3 separate regions of the Homo sapiens genome follow, and all the other regions are linked to region 2. Evidence: chromatin contacts called from ENCODE Hi-C or POLR2A ChIA-PET data. All regions are on one chromosome and are shown on one strand. Each heading gives the region's core, a stretch centred on a gene start or an enhancer-like site at or near the end of the contact. The rest is flanking DNA. Distances are from core to core; before and after follow the strand shown.

What was found. Hi-C counts contacts between places; a loop is a spot of excess contacts on that map. ChIA-PET counts read pairs that join two places held with the same protein, here RNA polymerase II (POLR2A). Pooled maps may share reads with other maps.
Region 1: a pooled map shows a loop between it and region 2 (3-fold over the local background). The contact joins the enhancer-like site here to the promoter of GRK5 in region 2. A Hi-C loop is called at or near these places in 1 of 168 maps with a recorded cell type or tissue (esophagus muscularis mucosa) and 6 of 50 pooled maps. POLR2A ChIA-PET finds 5 or more read pairs at or near these places in 2 of 52 experiments (H1 and endothelial cell of umbilical vein).
Region 3: a loop to region 2 is called in a pooled map, with 11 times the contacts of the local background. The contact joins the enhancer-like site here to the promoter of GRK5 in region 2. A Hi-C loop is called at or near these places in 7 of 37 single-sample maps with no recorded cell type and 6 of 50 pooled maps.

What each region holds. Positions count from the first base shown.
Region 1 is chr10:119,683,860-119,688,310 of GRCh38, forward strand. No RefSeq gene overlaps it. Among named protein-coding and RNA genes, the nearest start is that of BAG3, 35 kb to the left of the region's middle. RefSeq lists a silencer at 1-27 and enhancers at 2,777-3,713, 3,714-4,451. Within about 2 kb of position 2,877, at least 15 of the 41 ENCODE cell types and tissues checked have a DNase peak (open chromatin) inside an H3K27ac peak, as active enhancers do; they include endothelial cell of umbilical vein, where a contact is called at or near this core.
Region 2 is chr10:119,206,120-119,210,390 of GRCh38, forward strand. It overlaps GRK5 (G protein-coupled receptor kinase 5), which reads left to right and starts at 1,452. Exons shown (of 16, transcript NM_005308.3): 1 at 1,452-1,850. The coding sequence starts at 1,799. It overlaps GRK5-IT1 (GRK5 intronic transcript 1), which reads left to right and starts at 2,302. Exons shown (of 2, transcript NR_186528.1): 1 at 2,302-2,531. RefSeq lists enhancers at 1-38, 149-198, 219-328 and silencers at 669-1,498, 1,709-1,778, 1,829-1,878.
Region 3 is chr10:119,701,072-119,705,356 of GRCh38, forward strand. No RefSeq gene overlaps it. Among named protein-coding and RNA genes, the nearest start is that of INPP5F, 23 kb to the right of the region's middle. RefSeq lists enhancers at 2,867-2,916, 2,927-2,976, 3,607-3,886. Within about 2 kb of position 3,025, at least 6 of the 41 ENCODE cell types and tissues checked have a DNase peak (open chromatin) inside an H3K27ac peak, as active enhancers do.

The sequences.
Region 1 (4,451 bases), core at 1,627-4,126, 480 kb after region 2:
TCTCCTGAATGCCAAACTTATCTATGCCTACAGGGCACACAGAAAGGTGAGCATTCAGCTGATATCCTCTAGGAACCTGGAATTCAAATCCTGGGGTCCCCTCAGGGATCCCCCAGCACTGAGTCAGCTCTATCCCAGCACAAGCCTTCCACAAGGTGCGATCCCACAGTTCACAGAGGCCAGCCAGGTGGAGGATTGACAGAGCCAAGCTGTCACAAGTTGGATGTAGTCTGGGGGCAGAGCCAGGGACTGATGCTTGGCCCCACGCAGCAATTGTCATGTGGGGCATTGGTCCAGCGTTACAAGAGATTTCCAATTTTCCAGAAAGACCAGAAATTTGTTCCTGTGAAATCTCTCAATTTTTAATTTTTTTTTTTAAGATGGAATTTCACTCTTATTGCCCAGGTTGGAGTGCAGTGGCGCAATCTCTGCTCACAGCAACCTCCACCTCCCTGGTTCAAGTGATTCTCCCATCTTAACCTCCCAAGTAGCTGGGATTACAGGCACCCGACACCATGCCCGGCTAATGTTTGTAATTTTAGTAGAGACCAGGTTTCACCACGTTGCCCAGGCTGGTGTCGAACTCCTGACCTCAGATGATCTGCCTGCCTTGGCCTCCCAATGTGCCGGGATTGCAGGTGTGAGCCCCAGCCTGACAATGAAATTTTCCCATCAAGAGGTATTAAGGGAGGGACAGGCTTCATGAACCCTTTAAAAAAATGTTTATGTCACTTTTCACTCAGGGCAATGAGTGCTTACTTGCCCTACATTTTCATAACCAAAAGAGTACACACAAGACTCTTGTCTAAATGTGACTGTTCTCAGCCAACTCTGTCCACCCTCTGACACTGAAGTAGCTGACATAATTTAAAAATGTCTCCCAAAAGGTGCCCAGTTTCATTAACATTTTTTGGAGATAATTTTGACTAATTATTGGGTCACAAATTTCCTTCAGACAAAAAAAGACAAAAAGGCCCATTATCCCAAATATATACCTTTCAAACCCTTAGGATTTAAAAATACTAAAAACATGGTAACTTCTCCATGTTTGTTTTTTGTTCCTTATATTTCACTCTAACGATCAAGATACAAGAAAATACATAGAGGCGATCGATAGCTACCCTGATTTGATCCTATGCATTTATACATGTATCAAAATATCTTCAGGATAAGAACAACTATAATATATCAATAGAAATTTAAAAATTAAAGAAATTAACAAAAGAGTCTGTGCATGGTGGCTCACGCCGGTAATCTCAGCACTTTGGGAGGCCAAGGCAGGTGGATCACTTGAGGCCAGGAGTTTGAGACCAACCTGGACAACATGGCGAAACCCCGTCTCTACCAAAAATACAAAAAAAATTAGCCGGGCGTCATGGCGCATGCCTGTAATCCCGGCTACTTGGGGGGCTGAGGCTGGAGAATAGCTTGAACCCAGGAAGCAGAGGTTGCAGTGAGCCGAGATCACGCCACTGCACTGCAGCCTGGGCAACATAGACTCTGTCTAAAAAAAAAAAAAAGTAAGAAATTAACAAACAAAAGAAAATATATTGTTTAAAAATAAAATTACATTTCATAATTATTGCACGAACAGATTTAAGGATAAAGTTTCCAGTTAGAATGAAAGAGAGAAGGCATGTGTTTACAAACAAGCACGAGGCCCAAGAATAACTTACTGATTAGTATAAAATGTAAATGGTTGATTTTGCACAAATGCGATTTTTCTTTCTTTCTTTTTTATTTTTTTGTGGTCCACTGGAATGAGAAACTCAAAATCTTTCTTTAGAGCTAAGGCTTTTTTCTTCAATCGACTTCCTCAGGTTGAAAGGAGTTAAGGCTTTACCAAAGCAATTTGAAGGTTTGAAATCTCCAGGGAGATTGATTTATGAGTACAGTACACGTTAAGGCTACCTCTGACCTTGGCAGATTGTGGCTGTTAAATTAGGCCCTGGAGTCCTGAGACAGGGGCTCTTCATCTTAGCCTCCTAGCCTCCTTAGTATCTCACTGTGTGTCAGCAATTCCATGAATCCCATTGGATTCATGAAATTTCATTCATGGAATTGGATTCCTACTCATGGAATTTAATGTAATTCCATTGGATTCATGGAATTCCACTTCAGTTCTGTGATTCTCAGTAATATTTCTTTCTTTTTTTTTTTTTTTTTTTTTTTTGAGACAAGGTTCCTCTCTGTCACCCAGTCTGGAGTGCAGTGGCACGACTTAAGCTCACTGCAACCTCCGTTGGCCTCCCTGGCTCAAGCAATTCTCTTGCCTCAGCTTCCCCAGTAGTTGGGCACCACCATGCCCGGCTACTTTTCGCATTTTTCGGTAGAGAGGGGGGTTTCGCCATTTTGGCCAGGCCGGCCTCGAACTCCTGACCTCAGGTGATCCTCCCACCTCGGCCTCCCAAAGTGCTGGGATTACAGGCGTGAGCCACCGTGCCTGGCCAGTTCTGTGATTCTTTGGAGTGCCATGGCGCCATCTCGGCTCACTGCACCTCCGCCTCCCGGGTTCAAGCGATTCTCCTGCCTCAGCCTCCTGAGTAGCTGGTATACAGGTGTGTGCCACGACGTCAAGCTGATTTTTGTTATTTTACCTGAGACGGGGTTTCACCATATTGGCCAGGCTGGTCTCAAACTCCTGGCCTCAAGTGATCCACCTGCCTCGGCCTCCCAAAGTGCTGGGGCTACAGGTGTGAGCCACCACACCAGGCCTCAGGTCTGAGGTTCCTAATTCAGGACTCACCCGCACTAATTGAAACCTGAGGTGAGGGATTTCTCCTCGCTGACCAGTAGGGGGCGCGTCGTGACTGCGCCTTCTGCTTTCACTCCCCGCGCAGGGAAATCCTGTCCTGCTCTCTCAGGGAGCAGTTCCTGACGGTGGGCTCCATTTTATAATAGAATGACTCACCTGAAGAATCACTTCTTTCATTATTTCGTATTCCTCACAATACCAGTGACACACAAAGGCTTTATTTGAAAAACCAAGTAAAGGAAACGAGCACAGGATGTCTGTGCTGGTCTGGTCGGCGTTTATCTCAGCTGGTGAGAACGCAGCCACGCCTCTGTTCACACTGTCATTCCTCCAATAAATAAGATATCCCTGTTTTCTAAAGTCAGGGAGATTTATGAGTCAGAAGTAATCGGATCCACAATCTGATTAGAATTCTATCCTCATAACGGGAGCTGACCGCATCCGCATCCATTTGTGGTCCGGCCCAGTCACCACTTGGTTGGTGTTCTAGCACTATAAGCCAGACTGTGGGGTGGGGGAAGGTGAGTGCTCCCCGCACTTTAATGCCGGGCTTATTTTTCCCTAAGGACCAGGATCGAAATAATGTTAACAGGAAAAACATGCTTCCTCGTATGAGACTGCAGTATTTCACCTTGTATGAGAAAGGAAAAATGAAGGGTGAGACCTGCTTGTTTCTTACATAACTAGGGAGAAATCCATCCCCCCTCTCACCCCGTAGCTCTTCCTGGTGGCAGTAATGATCAGAACCGGGAGTACCCAACTTCTTTCATGCTTGGGGGACTAGAGCTGCCCCCTCCATGCAGAATGGGCAAAGTAAGGGCAGAGGAGATCCATTAGCATCACAATAGGCCTAAAGCCTGCATTTGAAAGCTTCAAGAAAAGACTGAGAGGCAATCTCTTGCTGTTTCCCCTAAAGGCAGATTGGCAGATCAGTCCTCCTATCCGGAGCAGCTAGAAAAGCTGGCAAAACAAACAAGACCTATCTGAAGGTGAGCCGCCAAGGGGGTGAGGATTTGAGGGTCAAGGTCCTGGAGAGAAGGGTTAGCAGAGCTTTGAATTTTGAGGCATTTGCCTATTTCATGAGGCAGAGAAGCTCCCAGCAGTCTCATGCTAAGGAAGGAAGAGCTCAAGTAGTCGCCGCCAGCTTTCAACTTCCAAAGGGCCTCACCCTTTGGAAGGAACAGGAATGAAAATAGAGAAACTCTCACAAAGACTGAAACCCAGCTTCCCATTGGCTTACCGTTTGACTGTGTTACAGGAAAGGGGTCTTGATCCAGACCACAAGAGAAGGTTCTTGGATCTGGAGCAAGAAGGAATTCAGGGTGAGTCCATAGAGTAAAGTGAAAGCAAGTTTATCAGGAAAGTAAAGGAATAAAAGAATGGCTACCCCATAGGCACAGCAGCCCCGAGGGCTGCCGGTTGCCCATTTTTATGGTTATCTCTTGATGATATGCTAAACAAAGGGTGGATTATTCATGCCTCCCCTTTTGAGACCATATAGGGTAACTTCCTGATGTTGTTATGGCATTTGTAAACTGTCATGGTGCAAGTGGAGTGTGGCAGTGATGACAACCAGAGGTCACTGTTGTCACTATCTTGGCTTTGGTGGGTTTTAGCCGGCTTCTTTACTGCAACCTGGTTTATTAGCAAGGTCTTTATGACCTGTATCTTCTGCTGACCTCCTATCTCATCCCAT
Region 2 (4,271 bases), core at 202-2,701:
TCACTGACCCAAGTCTAGACACCAGGAAGTGGTGGTGGTGGGTATACTCCCCCAGGAAAGCAGGTAATCTTGGGTTGTTACAATCAGTGACCAGACCAGTTTCCAAGGCCTGGAAGGTTTATTGATTTCTTTATATTCTCCAATGCATAATAACTGTTCTCTGTTTCTCTCGGCACCTCCCTGCGACTTCCTGGCAGCCCTGGGGACAGAGGGTTTCCTCCTTCTGGACAGAGAAGGCCCAGAGTCGGCTTCTGAACGGATATCCGGCCCGCAGGATGCAGAGGAGGCAAAGGCCTCATTGTTCTTTGGGGCCTGCCTGCCCCGCCCCCAGCTGTAGGACACTCGTGGCAGATCCCGGGTGACCGAAGACAGCCCATTTCCAGGAGTGGGGCCTTCGGAGCGGAGGGAGCAAGGAAACGGGGCTGAGCACAGACCTGGAGTCTGATGTTCTGAGCATAACACTGGAAGGAGCTAAGAGCCCCAAAATAAATAAGACCGGAATTTAAAAACGTTAATCCCACGCCGGCTTGGCGCTGGCCTGGCTGTTACTCATTAACGCTCCCCACGGCGGAGACTCCGGCGACTCCGTCTGCGTTTTTATTACTTAATCTGGCTGGGTTTGGCTGCAGGGAGGCTCGTGGATTTGCTGGCCGGGTGTGCTGGAAGGCAGTTTATTCACAGAATAAGCAGCTTCCCACGCTGGACCCTGAGCCCCAGGCGCCGTCCGCGTAGACCCCGCGCCGCGCACCGCGGCCGGCGGGGGGCGCTCGGGTCGCACCGAGAGCAGCGCGGGCAGCCAGCGCCGGGTCGCAGCCGACCCGCAGAGCCCTTCGCGCCCTCCGAGGAAACAAAGTGCATCTTTGTCCGCGGCCCGAGGCGCCGCGTGGGAGACGCTGGGCAGGGGCCAGGCCGGGCCGGCCGCCGCCGCGTGCGGGGACCCTGGGCGCGCGTCACTGACCCGGGACTCAGACCCTCGCGGGCCTGGCGCGGACCGGAGGAAGCGGGCTGTGGCGCGCGGCCGAGCTGGCAGCCCTCCCACTCCGAGCACGGCTCGGGACCCGCACTGGCTCCTGCCGGGCCGCGGCGCTTCACGCGCCGTCACCGGGGCCCGTGCACTCCGCTTTCCGGGCTGGCGACGGGGCGGGAAGGGGGCAAGCGGGAGCCTGCGGGGGGGTGCTGGGGACTTCGGCTTGGCTGGGCCGCCTTTGAGTCGCCTGTCGGCCGGGCGGTGCCCGCCTTCGCTTTCGGTGCCGTCCCGGGGCGGGTCCTCGCTCCGACAGCCGCGCGCCAGCCCAGCTCAGCCCCGGCGCCGCGCGGCCGGGAGGACTCCAGCTCCCAGCAGGCCCCGCGCCGCGAGCACCGAGGCAGGAGGCGCGCCTGGGCCGGCGCTTGCGCAGTGCGGCCGCCCGAGCCTGCTAGTACCACACCCCCGGGAGGGACTGAGGGGAGGCAGAAGCATCCGAGGCATTAAAGCATCCGAGGGAGCCGGAGGGGAGGAGAATGGAGTGACAGAGACACGCGGAGGGTGGGGGGTGGGGGGGAGCGTGTTGAGGGAGGGGGGAGGGGGGACACAGAGGGAGGAAGAAGCGGCGGCGGCGGCGGCGGCGGCGGCGGCTCCTCTTTGCAGAGGGGGAAACTCTTGGGCTGAGAGCAGGAATAATGCGGTAGGCAAGGCGGGCTGCTGGCTCCCCCGGCTCCGGCAGCAGCGGCGGCAGCCCGAGCAGCGGCAGCAGCAGCGGCAGCACCCCAGGCGCTGACAGCCCCGCCGGCCGGCTCCGTTGCTGACCGCCGACTGTCAATGGAGCTGGAAAACATCGTGGCCAACACGGTCTTGCTGAAAGCCAGGGAAGGTAAGAGGCAGGGCCGGTACGTGCCCGGCGCGTCCGCCGCGGGCCAGGGTGCGGGTGTCGGGTGGCGTGCGGGCTGGGGCTGCGCCCGTGCAGGATGCCCGCTGCCGGCGAGTGGGTCGCGAGCAGGACACTTCGGAGAGCGGCTCTGCAGACCCTTCAGGGTTCCTGCCTTGGGGCTCAGAGAATCTGGACTTGGGCTGAGAAGGTTGCAGGGATTTGGATGCTAACATATCTCCTAGTTTCCAGCGCTCGCCCTGCAGAGCGTGCCATCTCGGCAGCTGTTGAAAGGTCAGTTGGAAAAGCATTCATTCGGGGAGCGACGAGCAAACATGCACATAAAATAGCGTTTCAAGTCGGCCCGGGATGGTTCTGTGTGAACTGGTGTGTGTGTTCGAGGGGCGGGGGTGGAATGAGCAGAAGCCAAGTCTTTGCCTGCGCAGGCTGAGTTGATATAGACTATTGCTGGAAACCATCCGCTGGGATGTTTCTTAGGGAAATCCCGTCGTGTGGAAGGAAGCCTTTTAAAGGCAAAGTCAGATGTTGAGGAATTAGCCTTTTCATAGAATTATCAAAGGATGGCTGTACAGACCACCTAGAAAATAATTCAGTATTTCAGGTTTTTCTTTTCTGGGAGTGTGATAACTGAAATTGTTAGATTTTGGCTCAGTTAAGAAAAGAAAGGTAAGTGTGCTGGTGCTTTAGATACGTTTTCTATGCAAATCATTAGATTTCCTGCATTTAGCTGGCAGGAAATATTGTCTAAATGGAGTGTGTAAGATCCTGAGTCAAACCCTAAGAACGCATATTTTGACTCTTCCTTTTGATGAAAAACAGAAAAAAGGGGGGGGAGGCAGAAACTTGGGTGCTTCCTGAAATGATTGTGTTGTGTCCATGTAAACATATGTATTTAGGAATACCTGGAATTTATGTCGCATATTTTCCTTTTTTTTTTCTGGTCAAGATTTGAGCTCTAGTGTGCGACCTTTTTCATAAAAGGGGAAGAGGTTTTTCCCTTTCACGGGAGAACGCTTTATTTGATACAAGGTAGAAGGCAGACTGAGTAAGGGCTTGAGTTTAGAAGGATACTCGGTGAGCAGCCCATGAAAATGTCTTACCTGCTTAATATTTTCATTCACCTACTTTGATGAATGAAGGGAAGAATTTCTGGCCAGCAATAAAACGATTCGTGTTTATTCAGCCCGTTCCATCACCTTGTGGCTCCCTACACACTGTGGGGGTAGGTGATGCATAGCCTTCCGTGGGCAGCGTTTCAGCAACTCAACCCGGCATTCGTGTCTTACTTTCGTCGTCACTTGTCACTCTAAAGCAGCCAGTGGGCAAGAAGGTTTATTTCAGAAGCCCCGAAGGGAGGCAGTGCTTTGAAAACCCCAGCAGAGTTTAAAATATTCAGGTTAGTCTCCCTCCCATTGCTTAGCTTTGGTGGGAATAAATTTTTAGGAGAGGCTTGTTACTTGGTGACTTCAGGTTCTAAGGCCTGAGCTGTGTGTGTGTGTGTGGTTTTTTTTTTTTTTTTTTTTTTTTTTTCCTAACCTGACATTTTTAGTGGACAGGATCTAGGTGGGTGCTGGTAGGCTCTCCTCTGGGTTGGGGAATGGTCCTGAAAGGGAGGAAGCAGAGAAAACAGCCCTCCACCTCCCCCGCCCCTCTTTCAGCCTTTGCAGCTGGCCACCTAGTGGTGGGACACGGTTGTGTATCTCAGGATTCGGGGGCTGGGAAAGTTTTCACTCTCGCTCCATTCTGAAATTATTTCTTGGGAAATCACTGGGTCTGATGGTACTGGAGCCTTGCAAGTTTCGCTGGTTCCTCCTGTTGCCCAGGGAATCTGCCCCCGACATTTGCTGCTGTAGATATTTGTTTGCCTGATAGATGCTTTTTTTCTTCCCTGAGCATTTGGTTGCTTCTTTTATAATGCTTTGCTTAGAGTGGGCAAAGTGATATCAATTCCACCCGCCCCCTCCAAATTGTTCTCCCCAGTATTTTTTCACCAACGTGAATTTACTGTCTGATATTGTTGTTCGTTAGGCCAACAAATTGGGTTTTTTTCCCAGAGCCTTGGAGAAGAGAGCTGCAGGCTGGAAGCTTGTGTGGAGTGACCGACTCCCATTGGGGCAGAATTACAGTGATTGAAAGTGCTCAAGAATGTGCCTTTCACTTTTTTTTTTCCTTTTAAAGGCTTTTTCAATTTTGCTGTGAGAGTTTGGTCGTCATCTCATGGTGAGAAAATAGCTCTTGATGATGCCTTGGAAATGGAGAGGGCCTGCGGAAGCAGGGAGAGACTGACACGTGAACAAGAAAAATTAATCATTTAATGGAAACCTCATTTACAATTTGCATCTCTCCCCTTCTTTCTCTCTTATGCCTAGAGGAAAGCCATGATTTTAAGTGCTTCCAGTTTCTTTT
Region 3 (4,285 bases), core at 1,775-4,274, 500 kb after region 2:
TAAACATTAGCTCTTCATCTGTAAAATGATGCTGCTAAACTAACTGAAAATCCCTTTTCATATTAAATTTCTACACTTTGATGATTCTAGAGAGAACCATAAGAAAGAGAGAGTGAAATAGCTGGGACAATTAGGAAACTGAAGAAGAGGGAAAAAATGGGGGCAAAGGACAATTCTAAGAACAAAGAAGGTGATAAAAATAATTCAGAACAGCAGAAAGTGAGATAGTAAAGTAAAATATGGTAAAAAGGAGAAAATAAAACATTAAATATTTTCTTGGAATTACAAAGATAAATCACATGAGATTTCATTTTTAAGCCCAAAGAGAAAGAAGAAATCTGGTTATTTGTATTTCTCTTGCATAAAGAGGCAATCTTCAGGAGTTATTTTGACGTGTCTCTCTATGGTTTCTCAATTCTAAAGAAAAAGAAAAGCCGGGCGCGATGGCTCACGCCTGTAATCCCAGCACTTTGGGAGGCTGAGGCGGGTGGATCACGAGGTCAGGAGTTTGAGACCAGCCTGGTCAACATGGTGAAACCCCGTCTCTACTAAAAATACAAAAAATTAGCCAGGTGTGGTGGCACATGCCTGTAATCCCAGCTACTCAGGAGGCTAAGGCAGAAGAATCACTTGAACCTGGGAGGTGGAGGTTGCAGTGAGCCAAGATCGAGCCACTGCACTCCAGCCTGGGCGACAGAGCTAGACTTCATCTCAAAAAAAAAAAAAAAAAGAAAAGAAAAGGAAAAAAAAAAGAGAGCTGATGTCTATCTCTTTGAGCTGTCAGATTGTTAAAACTAGCACATAGCAGTTATTGAGTGAACAAATGCTTTTGTAGGAGAAGGTAGAGAAAGAATATTGTGGGGTAAAAGGAGGTAATTGGGGTCAGGAATGAATCATTCAATTTCGTTGGATTGCTTCCAGACTCAGAAAGAATGCTTACATTTCATGATTTCATCCAACCTCCAAACAACGCCCGGGACAGATCAGGGGAATAATGCTTAGCTCTCAGCCACCTGACTTCCATGACAATGGGTCCCTGTTGTGGGGTGTTGTATGAGTGGCTTATTCTGATTCTGTTGGTCGGTCAGAAATTTGCTGAGGTGCAGAGGCAGCACTGCACAAACGGAAAACGGTAGCTCCTGAACAAACCGCTGCTTGGTGCAAAAGAAAGGAAGGAAGCTTCTGTCCCTGGCCTTTCTCATCCCATCCTCTACTCCTTTCACCTGTCCTAGTTGTGTTGCTCTTGGGGTCAGAAGTAGGGTGCATATGCCTGTATCTGTAGTTTACCCTTTACCCTCTTAGGGTCCGTGAGACTTTGGCAAGTTCCTTCTGTGCTCTGCCCTTCATTTTCCATGTCCCTAAATGGGAATGGTCATGTGTATTAAACAGACTGATGGTGTCTACCACAGTCTTAAGCAGAATGGAAGCTCAAATATGTTAATTATTTTTACTATATGTTTTCTGTCTGTGAACATCCCTCTCCTTTCCTTCTAAAGGATACATGAACTGTTTAGAACAAAACACTCCATTTCAGGACAAGTTTCCTCTGGAAAAAAACAAAAAACAAAACAACAACAAAAAACACAGTTACCAGCTTCAAGGATGGGGATGTGAAAATGTTGTAATGGAAAAGCTGCATATAGAGAGAGAGTCTGTGAGACGGTAAGTTTTAAGTCATAGATAATCATGAGTCTTAGAGGTGGGAAGAACATCTAGAGAGAGCTTATTCAGAAAGACATTCTGGGCTATTTCAACAGTAAAGATGATGCTATCTCCATTTTTGGGGGGAGAGTCATGGCCTTTGGTAGTTTTGAGTGTATTTACCACTAGGTAGTAATATCTTGTTTTCAAACTGATTATTGCTGACTGAATCATGTCCCCTTAAAGATATGCTCAAGTCCTAATCCCCGGTACCTATGAATGTGAGTTTATTTGGACATACATCCTTTGTAGATCTAAAAAAGTTAAGATGAGGTTTTACTGGAACACTAGTTCAATGACTGGTACCTTTATAAGAAGAGAAAAATTTGAACACTGATACAGACACACAGGGAGAGTGCCGTGTGACAAATGAGACAGAAATTGGAGTGATATATCTACAAGCCAAGGAACACCAAGAATTGCAGGCAGCCTGCGGAAGCTGGAAAAGGCAAGGAAGGATTCTCCCTTGGCGCCTTCAGAGGGAGCCTGGCCCAGCCAACACCTTGATTTTGGATTTCTAGCCTCCAGAATTGTGAGAAAATACACTTCTGTTGTTTACTGCCACCCACTTTATGGTCATTTGTTACAGCAGCCCTAGAAAACCAATACACTGACCAAATGACCACATCTCTTTGTCCCCTCTCTTATTTTATTTATTAATTCACTTATGTTTTATAGAGATGGGGTCTCACTATGTTGCCAAAGCTGGTCTCAAACTCCTGGGCTCAAGAAATCCTCCCACCTTAGCCTCCCAAAGTGCTGGAATTACAGGCATGAGCCACTGTGCCCAGCCCCCTCTCTTATTGTAATCAGTAGATTAATCCTGGTTCTCAATAGCCTTGAGGTTTCTGATGGAAATTTTAATATAATTATTAACATATTCTTTGTTTTTGAGACGGAGTCTTGCACTGCTGCCCAGGCTGGAGTGCAGCGGCACGATCTCGGCTCACTGCAAGGTCTGCCTGTTGGGTTCACGCCATTCTCCTGCCTCAGCCTCCCCAGTAGCTGGGACTACAGGTGCCCGCCACCATGCCTGGCTGATTTTTTATATTTTTAGTAGAGACGGTGTTTCACTGTGTTAGCCAGGATGGTCTCTATCTCCTGACCTCGTGATCCACCTGCCCTGGCCTCCCAAAGTGCTGGGATTACAGACGTGAGCCACCACGCCCTGCCAACATATTCTATTTTTACATTAAAATAATATATATTTGGATTGGGGAAACCTTCTGATGACTGAGTTGGTAAGCTCCTAGGAAAGACAGAAACTCACTCTGTAGGCCCCATCCTGCACAGCTAGTAGATGCTGCAGGGAGAACTGGGCATCCCCCAATGATGTGATGCTTCAGTTTCAACATCTGTAAACGCTGCTGATATTTCCTTCCTGCTACTTCAGAATAAAAATACGTCTTTAAAGTATTTTGAGCTCTATGGAGCCTGCTGTAGAAATTTAGAGGTAGCATGATAATCATCCTTCATCTTCGTTTTTTTTTTTTTTTTGAGTCTTGCTCTGTCGCCCAGGAGGCTGCTTTTTTTTTTTTTTTTTTTTTTTGACTGACCTTCCCTTCTTCTGAACTTGTTATTCACATCTTGTCCTCAAGACATTTTCTCCTTGGTACCGAGCAATAATTTTTGTTCTGATGTCATTGGTGATTCCGCACCTATGGAAAGCTGTTATTTTCCATTCTATCAGGAACTCAGGTATTTATTTCAATCTGTTCGTAGCAGAGAAGAATATTTCTGTTGAATGTATTCCTGTTCTTGTCAGGTTGTAAAGATGAGTAGAATGGGATGCCTCCCTAGCGCTGTGAGTTGTTGTTGTTGTTTGTAATATGTGAAATTGATGTAAACCCTCCTGACTTCAAGTTTTCGAAACCTCCCACTACTGCAATGAGTCAGATAGAACCAGGAACTGACACTAAGCTGATGACCCGAAAAGGGATCCATTGCTGAATTACACCATCATTAGTGAGAAGCTCCTGATCTCCTACTTTCTAACTCCAAGAAAGGTTCTATTTGTCGGTTGAAAGAGAAACTCAGCCACAGGTGGTGGGGTACGTCTATAATTCCAGCACTTTCGGAGGCTGAGGCAGAAGGATCACTTGAGGCCCGGAGTTCAAGAGCAGCCTGGGCAACAGAGTGAGACCCTGTCTTTACAAAAATAGATAGGGATATTTTTGTATGCTTCCTTTCTGGCTCCAGTATAACCTTCTTCTAGAGCTTCTTTGTCCTCAAACCTTAAGGAAAATATGAATAGCTATTCGGTTTTGTTTTTCAGTGTGTACAACCTTTGGGCTCTTATTCTGTCTGCAAAATTTAGACGTTTTTGTTGCTCATTGCTCACCTTCTTAATTTTTTTTTGTTTTTGTTTTTGTTTTGTGAGATGGAGTCTTGCTCTGTCGCCCAGGCTGGAGTGCAATGGCGCAATCTTGGCTCACTGCAACCTCTGCCTCCTGGGCTCAAGTGATTCTCCTGCCTCGGCCTCTCAAGCAGCTGGGATTACAAGGTGCCTCCCACTCAGCTAATTTTTGTGTTTTTGGTAGAGATAGGGTTTCACCATGTTGGCCAGGCTGGTCTCGAACTCCTG